Linked DNA regions of Homo sapiens: region 1 is linked to region 2. The links are chromatin loops, found by intact Hi-C in ENCODE. Cell type or tissue: Caco-2. All regions are shown on one strand. Links, peaks and the distances in the headings refer to the core of each region. The heading gives the core; the rest is flanking DNA. Region 1 has its middle 210 kb from the start of RPS6KA3. Region 2 has its middle 95 kb from the start of RPS6KA3.

Evidence for each region. A loop is a pair of places that touch in the nucleus more often than their neighbours do. Peaks named below come from ENCODE experiments on the same cell type or tissue, not always from the same donor. Only the 100,000 strongest peaks of a DNase experiment are listed, where the experiment ranks them.
Region 1: a loop joins it to region 2, with 7 times the contacts of the local background. A loop is called at or near these places in 2 of 110 quality-filtered maps.

The regions. Positions count from the first base shown.
Region 1 is chrX:20,473,688-20,482,029 of GRCh38, reverse strand. No RefSeq gene overlaps it. Among named protein-coding and RNA genes, the nearest start is that of RPS6KA3, 210 kb to the right of the region's middle. In Caco-2, for the core only: no CTCF peak of the experiment used is centred there; DNase peaks (open chromatin) are centred at 3,709 and 3,989.
Region 2 is chrX:20,357,728-20,366,069 of GRCh38, reverse strand. No RefSeq gene overlaps it. Among named protein-coding and RNA genes, the nearest start is that of RPS6KA3, 95 kb to the right of the region's middle. In Caco-2, for the core only: no CTCF peak of the experiment used is centred there; DNase peaks (open chromatin) are centred at 3,249, 3,569 and 4,069; H3K4me3 peaks cover 1,705 bases.

The DNA.
Region 1 (8,342 bases), core at 240-8,239, 120 kb before region 2:
CAGATAACTTGCTAAGTACTATTGGGACAAATAATTAGACCAAGCCTCCTGGACTCACGGCCCCAGCTTGGTGGGTTAACATTTCACCCACTGATTTAGAGGGTGGAAAAGTACTTGATGACATGCTTCTGCTGTTTCCTGAGGTGCTTGAAGCATCTCTATACTGAATCACAGGGTCATGGGCTGGGAACCTGAAACAAGTGAAGACACTGGAGACAACTGTAATTATTCACAGCTCTGCTGGTCAGAATTTTTGGATGTACTCACGGGACAATTGTGCAATGAGGGCTTCCATGGATATATTTAAGTAAATGATATAAGCTTAGGGCAAAACTAGAACAAAAGACTATTGCAACACTGCTGTTTTGAGTGACCACCAGTAGGCTTACCTGGACTGCTAATATCTTTCACAGGGACCTAGAGTAGTTTTTTTTTTTTTTTTTTAATCACATAAGACTCTCAATAAGTGTTTCCAATGTTTCCCTGCCTCACCCCACATAACATGTTATATCTCAGATCTTCTGTTTTTATTCTTGTTTGAGTGCTGTTGTATCTGTTCAAGTTCACCCACCCACCTAGAAGAACCCACCAGGTTCCTCACAACCAGAAGGATCATTCAAAAATGCCAGTAGGACCACAGCATTCCTCTGCTTAAAACCTTTCAATAATTTCCCATTGATCCCAGAGTAAAGTCCAAACCCCCTTAGCTCATGAGCACAGTTTTCTTCTGGACCAAGCCCTTGCTAACCTTTTTTGCTTCTTTATTTGTATGCAACACTCATGCCATATCCAGTTGTAGATATGTCCTGCGATAATTCGCCCATTCACAATTCCTCCCTCTGAAATTCCTCCTTTGCTTCCTTTTCTGCCTGGCTCACGCCTACATAACCTTTAAGACATGGCTCAAGCATCATCTCTTACTGGAAGACCTCCATGACCCTTCCTATCCGCAGACTAAGTAAGGCACCGCCTTTGCGCCACCTGAGCAGCTTCTGCTTACTTTATTCACCTTATGTTGAAGCCACTCTCCCATCATACCACAAGGTCTTTAAGGACCGAGCCTGCTTTTATCAACGTTCACAGCAGCATCTAGCACCCTTCCTCGATCTGAAAGACTACTCAAATTCTTTTGGAAAGTAGATAACGCCATTGAAAATAAAGGTTCTGTATAGCATGGGGGTTTTAATAGCATTTATTGAAGGATAACATATAGAAAAATACTCAAATAAATATGTAACTCAAGAAATAGAACCATATCAGCTCTCCAGAATCCCCCATTATGCCTCCTTTCAGGCCTTACTACCCCAAGATAAGCATTATCCCAACACAATACCATAAATTACTTTTGTCTGTTTTTGAACTTTTAATGAATGAAAGCATATGGTATGTTCTCATTTGTGTCTGGCTTCTTTCGCTCAACATTTTGTTTATGAGAGCCATCTATGTCATTGTGCCTGATTGCAGAGCATTCTCATTTCTTTATAATATTCCATTCTATAAATATACCACAGTATATTTATCCAACCTACTATTGTCAGGCAGTATTTGGATAGCTTCCAGTTTGGGGGTTTTATGAAGAGTGATGTGATCTGTATTGGTGTTTTAACATTCTTTTGTTAGAGTATTTATTTTGTTGGCAAAATCACTTTTCCCAAGGAATGCCTTCAGCTATGTCCTTAATTCCAAACTAATCTGCACATTCTCTTTTATTTGTTGAGTTAATTAGAGCTGGATCAGTGAGGTCAAAAATGGTAGGACAATTATCAAAGAGTTGGTGAGTCAAATCAACCTTTTATGAAAAACGTAGTTTACAAGTTGAAGCAAACAAGCACAATTTTCTACCTCAAACATTCTAACATGCAGCTTCCTGTAATAAACATTCAGTCTCAGGGTTACAAGTCAGCAGTCTTTGGAGTTATTAAGACAGACCTTGCAATATTATAAAAATGCTCTTTGCCCTTTTTAGTAAACAGTCTTAGAAGTTAAACCTTATAATGACAATACATAGAAGTAAAAATTTAGCTTAAATGTTGTGAAAACTGGTATGTAAATATTTGCTAAACTTCTTATCTGTCGAAGCAAAGGGCAATGGTTAGCCGAGTGTTTTACATTGTCAGAAGTGTTCACGCCAACATCTTAAAATTTCTCTCCATGTTTTCTCATAAACTGCTATTTGAAACTTACAGCCTCTGGTTTCAACATCAATGTTGATTGAGGCTGTATCAAAGATGCTCACAAGTTATTTTATTTTCCACAATGGTATGTATATAAATTCATCTGATAAGAATTACTAAAAGTTTCTCTGAATTCAACTGAATTAAGTAATGTTTTAGAAAATGATTAAGAAATAAAGACACCACTTGGTGTTCTGATGGCTTTATCGCATTCCTTCTTTTACAAGTTAATATTTTAGAAGTGTGAACTATGAAAAGGTAGTACGATTAGTAATGATTTGACTGTTAAACTGAGTCAAAGCATGACTGAGATCTTGAGCAAGCACCTAATGCAAAACATAGAAGAAAGGTATAGAAAATAAGAGGAAAATACAAGGAATGTTTCTTTTTGTTGATTTTATAATATTCTGGACATATAGTCCTTTAAAATTTTTCAGGGCCTGCTTTTAAAAAATCAAGTCCAACATTAACTTCAAAGAATCTAGCCACTTCTGTGGAAAACCAGGTCCACTGGTCAGGTCAACTGGGTTAAATAGTGCATAAATAGTCCTTCAAGGCCAGATAAGGAAGATGGTGAATAGATTTGGTAATATTTGCCTTTTAAATGGTTTACATTTTTCAAAGAAATTAGTTTGTCTCCATGTTAGTAATAGTTTTTTTGTTTTAATTTCAATAGCTTTTGAGGTGCAAGGGGGTTTTGGTTACATAGATGCATTGTATAGCGGTGAAGTCTGAGATTTGATTGTACCTGTCACCAGAATAGTGTACATTGTACCCAATATATAGTTTTTATCCCTCGTCCCCCTCCCACCCTTCCCTTCTGAGTCTCCAATGTCCATTATACTACTCTGTATGTCTATGCATACCCAGAGCTTAGCTCCCACCTATAGGTGAGAACATATGGTATTTGACTTATGACTTAGGAATGTTTAACATGTTGAATTAGAGAGGGCAGATAGACAAGCCATCAGTAATAAGCAAAGCAAGAAAATTAGCATATCTGAGAAGCAATGATAGTTGAAACAGGGAAACCTGGAAAATAGGAAGGAACTCTAAGGATAGGAACATATTAAAAGCAAATAAGTAAACATTTCTGTAGTGCATATGTGTGGAGGGGAGGCAGGAAACTATGCCAAGGTACCTGCCCTCAAAAAAAATCTTATGACAAATAGGTGGAGAGCTAGGGGCAAAGATGGAGCTTGTTGTAGGTGGGGTTCTCCGGATGAAGACTGCAAATTCATGTGAAAGTTATTTATTTAGTAGATATTCCCAAGTAGAGAATGGGAAGTGGGACTGGGATGGGAAGGAGGCCAAGCAAGGGTGCAGCATCCAGCAAATCCCCATGGAGGGTAACTTAGGCTCCATGCTGAGGGAGTTCTGGGGACATGTGGAGGTCACATCTCAGAGTTGTTTCCATCATGAGTAAAGGGACTGCAGCGTTTATACTCCTAGGCTGTCAGTCATCAGTCAAGGGCTACCCCTAGAGGCACTTCGAACTCTCTTATTGCACAGGCAAAGCAGGTGCTAGTAGCCTAGGGCAGCCCGCCAGCAAGGATCGGCAGGTGTTGCTGTTGAGAGCGAATGCATGTCATGCAGGAAGCAGGTGTGAGCAAAAATACTAAAGGGATCCAGGGGGATAATGGCAGAGTTCTAACAGCATCTGCAATGGGCTGTAAAGCATCATTATTAAAACTGGGGCAACATCACCAAAATAGATGGAGCAGGCAGGATTGGAGAGTGAGAAATGAGGAAAAGAGCAGATACACTGTGGCTCAGTCCTGGCCTCCTCTGTATGTCACTGGGAGACAGGCCAATCAGAACATTTCCCGGGGTTATGCAACCTGGAGCTGAGCGAGAAAGACTGTTTCCCCTCTGATTGTGGAGTTGTGATATGATAAGCCTGGAGGTTCCAAGGCAGCCACTATGTGGATCATTGAGAGTAGGAAGGAGACACCAGAGAGAATGGCAGGTGAATGACCAAAGTGAACTCTGCGTGCATTCAAGTCCCTAGTTCTAATTATTCCTCCCTTTTACTGTGGTTTAGATTCAGAGGCCAATCGATTCTCCTCTTCACTTTAAATGGTTCGCGAACACCTACTGTATGCCAAACACTGCTCTAGTGCTGGGGCTATGGAACTTAAGAGAAAAGATGAAGCCTTCATGGAACTTCCAGTCTAGTGAGAGAGGCAGCCAATTCACAAATATGGTCATTTGCAATAGGGCTGATAAGGAGGCCTTTCTGCCAAGGGACATTTGAGCAGAGACCTGAATGAAGCAAGGATGCAAGCTAGGCAAGGGTCTGGGCAGGAGCTGAGTTTCTGTCGAGCACAACCTAGAGTCTGGAAAATCACAGAGACTATCTTAAAAACATCATGCTGCATGAGATTGTATCTGAGCAAACTTAACTGTTGCCCCAGTGGTTAAAGGAAGTATTCCTTCTGCATCCAGTCAACAAGATGGCTAAAAGATAGGGCCCTTCCTTTGTACTTTTCCTAACTGGTCAGGTCGAAGGGTTCAAAGAGCTGTCACTGATAAGGCACAACAGAAACGAAGTGTCCTAGGAAAATTTTTCTATGGTAATTTAGATGATAACACTGGAACTTTACTTTCATATTTCAGTCTTTAAGACTGAAATCTGTTTTTTTATGTGCTTACGTACCCTACCACAATGTCAGAGGAGGTGTTCAAGAATTTTGGGTTTTTTTGGCTTTGATTTACGTCAGGTTTATTGAGGCATCCTTTGCAGGCAGTAAATTTCACCCTTTTTAGTTGTACAGCTCTATGAATTTTGACATACACATATAGTTGTATAACCCCCACTACAATCAAGACACAGAACATTTCCATCACCCTAAGGATTATGTCCTTGAGAACAACTTACATCCTTTTTAATTTTCTCTCTTTGCTTAAGATTTGGAGATGCTAAGATACATAGGCATGGAAGATAAAGTTAATGGTTGAAAACTGAAACAATCTTTTCCTGGAAATTTGAGCTGTAGTGGATAGGCAAACTATTATGTGACAATGTCCACAAAACATATGCTTTTATATTAGTTCAGCTGTTCCTTCTAGATACATAAATGGAAAATAGTTAATATTTGAAAATTATAATCCTTATCTAAAAGTCGAACTATACAGATAGACAAATTATATGTTTTAGGAACAATTGAACTGCTTCTTCTTGGTAAGCAACTACTCTTGAGTTCAGGTGGAGTATTCCTTCAGGAATCATCTTGGTTATACTGTATTAAAGATGCTAGCTTTAAGATGAGATGTGGATAACTTTATTCCTTCCATTATCCCCACTCTCTCCTGGAGCTTCCATCAATGACCTTCACTAACTCTCCAGGGATATCTTCACTTCTGTTTTCAAACATGACAGCTCTCTTCTATCTGGGGAAAAAAAAACATTTAATTCTTCTCCTTTAATTCCACCTTGGTTTCCAGTAGATAACATTTGTTGAGTGTCCAACCAATTGCTAATTGCTTTATGGTCATTATCCCACTTTATCCTCACAAACCCCTAGCATGCAGGTAATATTTTACAGAAGAAAAATATAATGGCCACATTCATAAAGTACCACTGCTATGTAATCCAAGAACATTATTCCATTTGATTCTCACAGAAAATCCTTTGTTATCAATGAAGAAACTAAGGCTTAGTAGGGGCAGAAGTGTGTAAGGCATTCCGGGCTCCTGGGGCATCTGCCTCATGTTACCTTCACAGCTTGATTGTTCTTGACCTTGTCCTCAGCTCTGCAGCATAGCTATGTTTCTCCTTCATTCCCTGTGCCTGGTTCTTTTTACTCTAGGTTCTTTTTTCTTACGGGTGGGGAGGGGTACAAATTACAGAAGCCCTCTTAAATTCGTTAAATTTTAAAAAGTAAATTTATTATAAGGGAAGAGGGTTATCTCACAGAACCCATGGTAGAAAGTAATGTTGGCCAGGCGCAGTGGCTCACACCTGTAATCCCTGCACTTTGGGAGGCCGAGGCAGGCGGATCACCCAAGGTTGGGAGTTCAAGACCAGCCTGACCAACATGGAGAAACCCCATCTCTACTAAAAATACAAAATTAGCAGGGCGTGGTGGTGCATGCCTATAATCCCAGCTACTCGGGAGGCTGAGGCAGGAGAATCACTTGAACCCAGGAGGCAGAGTTTGCAGTGAGCCGAGACCATGCCATTGCACTGCAGCCTCGGCAACAAGAGTGAGACTCCATCTCAAAAAAAAAAAAAAAAAAAAAAAAAAAAAAAAAGTAATGTTAGGCTTCTGGTAGGACTGCCACCAGAAATTAGAGAGTGATCAGGAACCAGGGCAACTGGACCTGGCCTCTCCCTTTGGCTATATGTTCTCATTTATTTGAACTCGAAATCCCTTTCACATAGGATTTCTTTACCATCCAGTAACTAATGTTCCTTAGAGCCTTGCTGCACAAAGTGATGGACCAGCAGCATCAGTCCCACCTGGGAGCTTGTTAGAAATGCAGAGTCTCAAGCAACACCCCAGTCCTGCTGATCAGATTTTCCATTTTAACAAGATCTCCAGTTGATTTGTGTGCACATTAGAGTTTTAGAAGTGTGGGTGCTGGCTTAGAGCACAAGTAGGGAAACACAAATCTATTAGACTCTCATGGAGTCAGAAGATTCAGCTAATGCCTTTGTGGTTTTGGAACCCCTGAAAAATAACATCAGCAAACTGGTTATTCAGTAACAAGTAAGTAAGTAATAAGTTTGTTGCTGAATAACCAGTTTGCTGGTGTTCATATTCAGGGGTAACTTGGTAGTTAAAATTTGGGGTACATTCATCAAGAGGCATCTACTACACATGTGAGCTCCATAAAGCAGGGACTTTGTCTTGTTACAGCTGTGCCCCTTGCAACTAGAACAAGGCCTGATATATGGTAGGCATGTGTGTTAGGCCATTGCTATAAAGAAATACCTGAGACCGGGTAGTTTATGAAGAAAAGAGGTTTAATTGGCTCACGGTTCTGCAGGCTGTACAAGCACCATGACACCAGCACCTGCTCAGCTTCTGGGGAGGCCTCAGAGAGTTTTACTCATGGCAGAAGGTGAAGCAGGAACAGGCACATCATAAAGCAAAAGCAGGAACAAGATAGAGAGTGGGGAGGTGGGGTGCCACAAGCTTTAAAATACCGGATTCTTATGTGAACTCAGAGTGAGAGCTCACTCATCACTAAGGGGATAGCGCAAACCATTCATGAGGGACCCACCTCCATGATCCAAACACCTCCCACCAAGCCCCACCTCCAACACTGGGGATTATTAGGTCGGTGCAAAGGTAATTGCTGGTTTTGCCATTACTTTTCATCTCAAATCATGTTGAATTGAGCTTTGGGTGCGGACAAATACCCAAACTATATCAGCACTCAATAGATACTTGTTGAAAAAGAAAACCATAAGAAAAAGAAGAAATGGAGGCAATACAGATAGTCACTCATTACCTCAACATTCTAGAGCACTTGACTTTGCTTCAGTGGAGGACATTGTAAAGATTCCCTGCATCAAAGTTATACTGGTCGGGGTGGACTAACTACTGAACCAAATAGACCTGAAACTGTACAATGACTCAAAAACAGTAGAAGCTTATCTCTTGCTCACTTACCAGTCCTCGGCAGGTACATGGATCAAAAGGATATTCTCCTGCAGGCATTCAGGACCCAGGCTGATGGAAGTGCTACCACCTTCAACACATGGGTTCCAAGTTTCCCTGGGAATCATTGCATTTCAGCCAGCTAGAACAGGAAAGGAGATTGAAGGAGCACATGAGAGGTTTTTATGGCCCAAGCATGAAATAGCAGATGGCACATCCTATGGTAGCCAGCTTTCAAGATGGCCCCAGTGAATCCTGCCTCCTGGTATTCATGATCACATATAGTCCCCCTCCCACAGCAAATGGGGCTGACCTGTATAACAGATAAGATATTGCAGAAATGACAGTGTGTGACTTCCAAGGCTGAGTCTTAGTCTCTTGAATCACTTGCTCTAAGGGAAGCCAGTTGCCATATCATGAGGACATTCAAGCAATCCCATGGAGAGACCCATAAGGCCTCCCACCCACCAACAACCATGTGAGTGGGCCATCTTAGGAGTGGGGCCTTCAGCCTTTAGCAAGTCTGCAGATGACTGTAGTTCCAGCCCACACCTCA
Region 2 (8,342 bases), core at 125-8,124:
CAGAAGGGACAGACTCCAGACGTGCCACCTTAAGAGCTGTAACACTCACCGTGAGGGTCCGCGGCTTCATTCTTGAAGTCAGTGAGACCAAGAAGCCACCAATTCCGGACACACTATTACTTACAATAATATGTAAGACAGACAAAGCCCCTGCTCTTGTGGAGCTTACATAAATATATAATTGACTGTCTAGGAGGGAAGAGGCTATGAAGAGAAGTAAATAAGAGTAAGTGGATAGGGAGGAACTTTACCTAGGGCGGTCAGGGGATGCTATGCTGAGCAGAGACCTGGATGGAGTAAGAGAATAAAAGCCATGCACATATCAGGGACAAGAGCATTACAGGCAGAGGGAAAAGCCAAAGAAGAGGCTCTGAGATGGCAAAGATGTCTGAAGTGTTTGAGGAGCAGTCAACAAGAAGGCCGCTGGGGCTGGAAGTCAGTGAGCAGGCCAAGTGGTAGGAAACGAAGTGAGAGAGGTACACAGGGCAAGGGACATCTGTGGGCCACTGTAAAGAGGCAGAAAAGAGACCTTATCTTACTTGTAAGGTAGAAGAGTCACTGTGTTCTGCAGGGCAGAGAAGAGATGAAGAGAAGCATGAAAGAAGGCAGGGAGATTCATTGGAAGGGTACTGCAGTGTCCAGGCAAGACATAATAGCTGCATATACTAGGTCATCAAGGTCTATATATTCTTCTCTTTTAGAACATCGTTTGTTTTGTTATTGCTGCTGCTGCTGCTGTTGTTGTTGTTGTCGTTTTAACCTTTAGAACTTTAGCAGAATTTATTTTGAGATATGATGTCATTTTAACTTTTTTCCATATGAAGAGCCAATTGTCCCAACACCACTCTTTGAATATAGTCGTTCTTTTCCCAATCGAATTGTGAAACAAGTCATGTTATATATCAATGGCTCTCTTTTAAGGGGACTCTCTATTCTGGTTCATAGAATAGTTTTTCTATTTCTGTGTGAATGCCATCTTTTCAAATTGCTGTAATCTTGCACTATGTCTTGATATCGAGTAGAAGGGGTCTCACTCCACTATCCCACCACGTTTTGCTCCTCTCTTTCAAAATTGTTAAAAGATTTTTGTGTACTTCATTGTTTCATATTAACTTTAGGGTCAATTTGCTTTTGAGTTTCCCCAAAATCCTGTAGATGTATTGTGTTTTAACTACACTTAATTTAACTTACCCTAGGGGGAACTGACATCTAGAAAGTATTAAGTCTCCCAAGTGTAGACGGAACCAGCTTTCCATTGATCAGGTTCTTCAATAAAGTTTGAAACTTTTCTCCTTATAATCTTTTCAGGAACTTTATAATTTATATTGTTATTACAAACATCTTTTTTCCTATTGGGTTTCTTATTGGTTACTACTAATGACAAAGAACTATATTTTTAGTATCAAAAAATCCTTATCAAGTATAAAATGGCAAACAAATAGAAAAATAGTGGTCAAAGGACATGAACAAACAATTTTCAGGAGAAACAAAAATAACCAATTAACACATTGAATTTTTTAGCTTAATTAACAATCAAAGAAATGCAAACAGCTCTGAGATAATCATTTTACACCTGCCAAAGTAAAAAAGTTTGTTTTTAAATTCTTTTTATATTTATTTATTTATTTATTTATTTATTTATTTATTTATTTATTTTTGAGACGGGCGTCTCACTCTGTTGCCCCATCTGGAATGCAGTGATGTGATCATGGCTCACTGTAGCCTCGACTTCCTGGGCTCAAGAGATCCTCCCACCTCAGCCTCCTGCGTAGCTGGGACTACAGGCACACACCACCATGTCTAGCCTGTTTTTAAATTCTTGTGCTGACTTCGTTTTAAGGATAATAGTAGCAGGCATCTTAATGTCCACTTGGCAGGAGTGTAATTGGTATAACTTTGAGAAAAAGGAATGTAAGAAAATGTTCTAAGAACTTTAAAAACTGTTTATGCCCAATCCTAGGGATTCCAGCCTGAGGAAAAAAATGTAAGATTGTCATAGTGAATGTTCACCCAAGAGTCATTTCTGATAACAAAAACTTGACAGAATCTAAATGTTTGACACCGGGCGAACACTTAAAGAAAGTGTGGTACAGGCCATGTGATGAAATGATCTAGCCATCATAATAACCATGTCTGAAAATTTTTGAATGGCTGAGAAAATGTGCAGGAAGAAACATCAAATGAGAAGGATCTATAGGCATATATAATTAGATTAGAGAAAATACATCATAATATAATCATATTCATCTCTGACAGTGGACTACCAGTAATTTCCATATTTTCATTATGGTTATATTTCCTAAATTTTTTACAATAACCATGTATTATCAGGACATGAAAATATTAAATAGATAAATGATCAAAACTGCTGTAAGAAACTAAAAGTGTGAAAGGATCTATCAGTTAACTTTTCAATGTTTGGTTTATTATATGTAATAACAGATACACACTACCTGTGGGCAGGCTATTATCTGCTTGAAAAGTGTGAAATGTTGGTTGTAACAATTTAGCTCCTACCAAGAAGGAGCCCACAAGATAGTCTTAAGATCCCTGATTAAAGCAAATGCAGTGGTAAGATGTGAGAGCTAAACAGTGTCAGGAACAGGGCGTTTGTCTAGGTATCTTAAAATGCATAGGATTTCTTTAAACCGGCAACTCTTCATAGTTCTAAATTACATATATTGTTCGTTCTTTCACTCAATAAATATTTCCATGCATATTTGGATCTAGACTTTAACGCAATGTTGACATTTTAAGGGAGATGAGCGTGTTGTTATTTTGGCAAAAACAAACACGTTATTTCAAAGGTTTATGCTGTTAGTTGGTCCGGTGTCCAAGTCCAGCACACCCGCGAATATAATCACACCCACAACCTTGCTGGGTGCTGTAATCCACTCCTCTCGCTCTCGCAGCCAGGAAAGATTTCAGAGTATCCTCTTACACTTACGTGTAACTGCCTACCGAGATATTTTTATCGTATCCTCAAAACCACTCATCTCCTTTTCATTTGCCTTTTATACTTACAATAACTTCAACTCTTTCCTCTTTCTGAAAACAAGGAAGTTCTCTTGATATTTATGTATTTATTTTGCTAGGAAACAAATTGGAATGGAGCCCATATTTCTATTCAGTGTCAATAGAGCTCATAAAGAGACCAGTTTCCCCCTCAGTTTAGGCCTCTTGGTCAAATTTACTCAGCTTGCCAGTCAGCAATTCATCCCACTCACAAGCCCTGGGCTTCTCTAGAGAATAAATAACCTAGGCCTGGAGCTCTGTGACTAATCATGTTTGCCCAGCCCTCACCATTCCTTCATTAAACGGCTTTTAGAATTCAGCTTCCTCCGTCCACCAGTGAGTAACAAATGCAGAGACTCTCCGGCCCAAACTCCATTCTAACATGGCAGCTTCCTCTTCACTCATTCCCAGCAGCATGCGTGTGGGTGTACATATTGTTAACGTGCTGTGTGTTCCTGCTCAGCATTTGCTCAGCTATACAGACACCCTCACCCTCGTATCTGCCCCCATCGGTCCTGTCTGCATTTAGAGGCCAGCCCTCAGTCAACAAGTGCACAGCAAACAGCGCTAGGAGGGATTTTTATGCCCACACAACAATGATGAAACTGCGCGTATGAGGCACCTAGGACAATCAGATTCATAAGGGAAGAAAGTAGAAGAGTGGTTGCCAGAACCTGGGGGAAGCAGGGAAGCGGGGAAGTGGGAGTTGGTGTTTAATGGGTACAGAGTTTCTGTTTGGGAAGGTGACAAAGCTCTCTCTGGAGATAGATGCACAGTGGTGGGTGCACATGAGTGGGAATGTATTTAACTGTATTTGAGTGTGCGCTGGACTGAACACTCAAACATGTAAATGGTAAATTTTATGTTATGCATATTTTATAACAATTTTTAAAAACCCAAATAGATAGAAAGAAAAAATGACAAGGAAAAAGCAGCCCTGTTTCTCTTGCGTAATCCAAGTCCCTTTTATCTAGATGCTGCCTCTTAACATTCCAGATGGGTGAGCTCTTAGATTTTCAGAGTTCCACACCGGGTCAACTGGTGAAAGGGAGCTGGGAAGAACGGGAGAGAAAGGAGACTCAGATGCAGCAGTGCCCATGAGAGCTTGCAGAGAAACTGCATAGAGAAAGCACCAGGCTTCAAAATCCTTGCAGGCTTTTTTTTTTTTTTTTTTTTTTTGCCCCTGGCTTCAGAAGTCCTTGCAAGGCACTTGTTTCTGGACTTTGCCTTGTTTTGGGGTGAGCAGCTTCCTCCCCAACTCCAACCAAGTTGATTCTTGTTATTTGCCCAGCAGCTTCACACACTGCCACCCTGGATAAAAGACAGTTTCTCCCTCTCCCCAACCCTGTCCAGCCCATTGAGACTCCGCCCCAGCTGTGCCTGCCCCTAGCCCAAATATCAGGGAAGACAGATGAGACTGGACAAGTAAATGGCAGCAAGCATCCAACTCTGCATTTTTCTGAGCTTTCTCCCCAATTCCTAAGTAAAATTCCTAAAGTAAAAATGGAATTTTTGCTGGAACAATTTTTAAGTCTAGCAAATCTGCCACATTCCTTAAACGACAGCTGCGGTAAGTGCAGCTACCGGGCTGTTGTGCAACATTCAGCCAATATTGGCACAACCGAGCACATGGATAAAACATGACATGCTTTCTCTGTTTTCCATGTTTTGCCACAAAAATTCTGTTCACAAAAGTCTGTGAGTCTTCAATGTCTGTCATTTCTGTGGGCTCATCTGGAAATTTAGAAAGTGCCCTTTCAGTTAAAATTCCTCCCCTGTCAAGTGATAGCGGTCTCCCCCTTGCCTTAGATAACACATTCCTTTCTCACCTGAACAAATGTTTACTTGCATATACTAAAGCAGCTACAACTACTATTTTTGTTTGGCATTTTCAGGGGATAATATGTAAGGTTGAGGATTTTTTTTAAATCCCGCTTTCCGAGATAACAAAGACCCACTAATCTGCAAAGATCAAATTCTTCCGCTCAATTAACATTTTACAACCTCCCTACTCTGTGGAAACAATTCTAAACAATTTGTACTGGTAACAATTCTAAACAATTTGCAATCTGTTTGAGTAGAAATCGGTAGAAATTAACAGCAAGGTGTTACTTGAAGTGAACTAAAACAACAAAATTTGAATCTCAAATTATAATTTATGCTTTACAGGTCTGACATATCAAAAAGGGAAGGAAAAATTCAGAAAACTACTCATAATGCCACAAGAGTGTCTCTAATTTAATTGCGCTATCCTCAGCAATAGGAAAAACAAAAATTTTCGTTTCTAGGAAATGGATTTTTAAAATATTCAGAGTACCTCCTGCCTTCTTGGAAAAAAAAATTCATTATTCTTTTAGTTAAAGGATTCTAACAAATTGAAAAGAAAACTAGTAAAGAGAGTTGAAAAGCTTTGTCAGATTAAAAACAAAATATCTACTATGCCAAGCCAAAATATTTTTCCAAAGCCAGGTTCTAAGACGTGAATTACATCTTTCAAGACCCCAAAGGATCATTCCAGATTGGATTTCATAAAAATAAGTACAATTTTGACCAAGAAAGTTTATTCAACAATAATATTGCCAAACCCTAACCAATGACCATTCACTATAACAAAATTTTAACACAATATATTAATGCTTTCAGTGAGCTATGATCACACCACTGCACTTCAGCCTAGGTGACAGAGTGAGACCCTGTCTCAAAATAACAATAATAGTACTGCTTAAACAGGCCTCGCAAAGTCCATATACAGTAGGTGATAAGTATAAAACAATACAGAAGCAGCTTGCTTAAATACAATAATGTATTCCTGCAAAGATGAAGGTAATTTAGATTTTTGTACCATTAAATCATATTTTTAAGACCAAGAAATTCTCCATCTAAAAGAACACTGTGGTAAGCTTATTAAATAAAGTGTCATAAAAATAAAATCATCACCTCCTAACTTATGTGCTTTTTTTCACACATCATTTCAGACATCAGGCTTTCCTAAATGGCAGATTCCCAAATAATACAACCTTTAGACTTTAACATGGCCCCCTATGAAAGAGTTCATGTCCCCCTTGAACACCTGACTAGTAATGATGTAAAACATCCACACTGTGGAGAATCACACTTATATAGGCAACTTTATGTGGTCCAGTAGTTTTCAAAAGTAGGATTGAAACAAAAGATTGACAATAACCTAAATGGCCAGGAATGGGGGAACCAGTTACAAAACCTATGGTGTTTCCCTACACTGGAATCCTGTGCAGCTGTAAAAAAAAAAAAAAAAAAAAAAAAAAAAAAAAATACATGAGGGTGCTCTCTATGTATATATGTGGTAAGTCCTCCAAAATATAATGTAAGGGGAAGGGGAAGCAAGGTGCAGAACACGGGGTATAAAAATCTATCATTTGTGTAAAGGGGATGGGGAAAATAATATAAATCTGTATCTATTTGTCTATGCATTTTTGAAATCCCTGGAACGATATATTAGCAATTAACAACTGCAGTGACCTATGCAGGGAAGTAAATGGGGAGATGATAGAGGAATGGGTTAGGAGAGAGATTTTCCACCACATCTTATTTTCTACTTTTTGATTTTTGAACCATGTAAATGTATTACTATTTGAAAAAAATAATAATTTTATAAAAACTCCAGGTCAGATCAAGCCATCATGAGTCATATATTTTCGACATACTCATTACATCCTTGGGAGCCTATGTTTAGCTTCCCCGACATTAGAGCCATCCGCTTTGCCTAGAAGCAGAGCCTGAGACTGGGATTTGGATGCTTGTAACTGACTGAACGAATGCGCTCAGGAGAAACCTGTTCTGGAGTTATGGAGTGGAGGAAGCAGAATAGAGCAGGGAAAGCGTCAAGCAAGGATACAGTCTTAGATAAAGTCCAGCCTTGGGCGGAACCACACAGGGGCTTAGGATCACCACAAACTCTCTCCTCAAGACTAAAAGGCCAGCTTTACATACCCCAATGTCAGACTCTAGGCCCCAGAGTAGGGGGAAGTGGGCTTTAACTTCTCAGATTCTGTAGCTCCTGTTCAGCTAGGGGGAAGTATCCTGAGACGGGGGGCAGCTATGAACGGTTAGCAACCGTGATGGTTAAGTTTATGTGTCAACTTGATGGGGCCAGGGATGCCCAGATATCTGGTTAAGCATTATTTCTGGGTGTGTCTGTGGGGGTGTTTCCAGAAGAAATTAGTATTTGACTAGTAAAGTAAGTAAAGCAGATGGCCCTACCCAATGTGGGTGGCCATCACCCAATCCACTGAGGGCCTGAATAGAACAAAAGGGTGGAGGAAGGTTAATTTCACTCTTTGCCTGTTGGCTTGCACTGAAACATCAATCTTCTCCTGCCCTCAGCACTCCCAGTTCTTAGGCCGTTAGACTCAGACTGAAGTCTACACCATTGGCTCTCTGGCTGTCAAGGCTTCAAACCTCACTGACTTTCCTGGGTCTCTACAAAAGGCAGATCATGGGACCTCTCAGCCCCCATAATTGTATGAGTCAATTCCTTATAATAAATTTCTATTTCTCTAAAGAACCTTGACTAATATAGCTGTATCAGTTCATTTTCATGCTGCTGATAAAGACATACTCAAGACTGGGTAATTTATAAGGAAAAAGAAGTTTAATGGACACACAGTTCCACGTGGCTAGGGAGGCTTCACAATCATGGTGGAAGGCCAAAGGCACATCTTACATGGCAGCAGACTAGAGAGAATGAGAGCCAAGAGGAAGGGGTTTCCCCTTACAAAGCGATCAGATCTCATGAGGCGTATTCACTACCACGAGAATAGTATGGGGGAAACTGCCCCCATGATTCAATTATCTCCCACAAGTTTCCTCCCATAACACGTGGGAATTATGGGAGCTACAATTCAAGATAAGATTTGGGTAGGGATGCAGCCAAACCATATTAACAGCCAACCAGTATTCACAGCAGCCAGGGAATGGATGCACAGCCTGGGGTATTTGGGTAGGGTACCAGCAGCATCCACTGCACCAGGGGTCCTCAACCTTCGGTGCATATCATAATCACATGGAGAGCTTCTTAAGACAATTCACTGGGCACCTGCCCCAGAGTTTCTGATTCAGTAAGTGGAAGAGGGGAGGGGAAGAGAAATGGAGGGGCTTGATAATTTGCATTTCTAGCAAGTTCCCAGATGATGCTATGCTGCTGGTCCTGGGATCGACCATACTTTGAGAACCACCGTCCTACATCGTCTTTGCCTCTTGCTTCTCCTTTACCTCTGTAGCCAATCTTAGTACCTTCTTAATTTCCTTCGAATTCCTTTCTCAGTGTACTGCTTCCTCTCTGTTCCTGT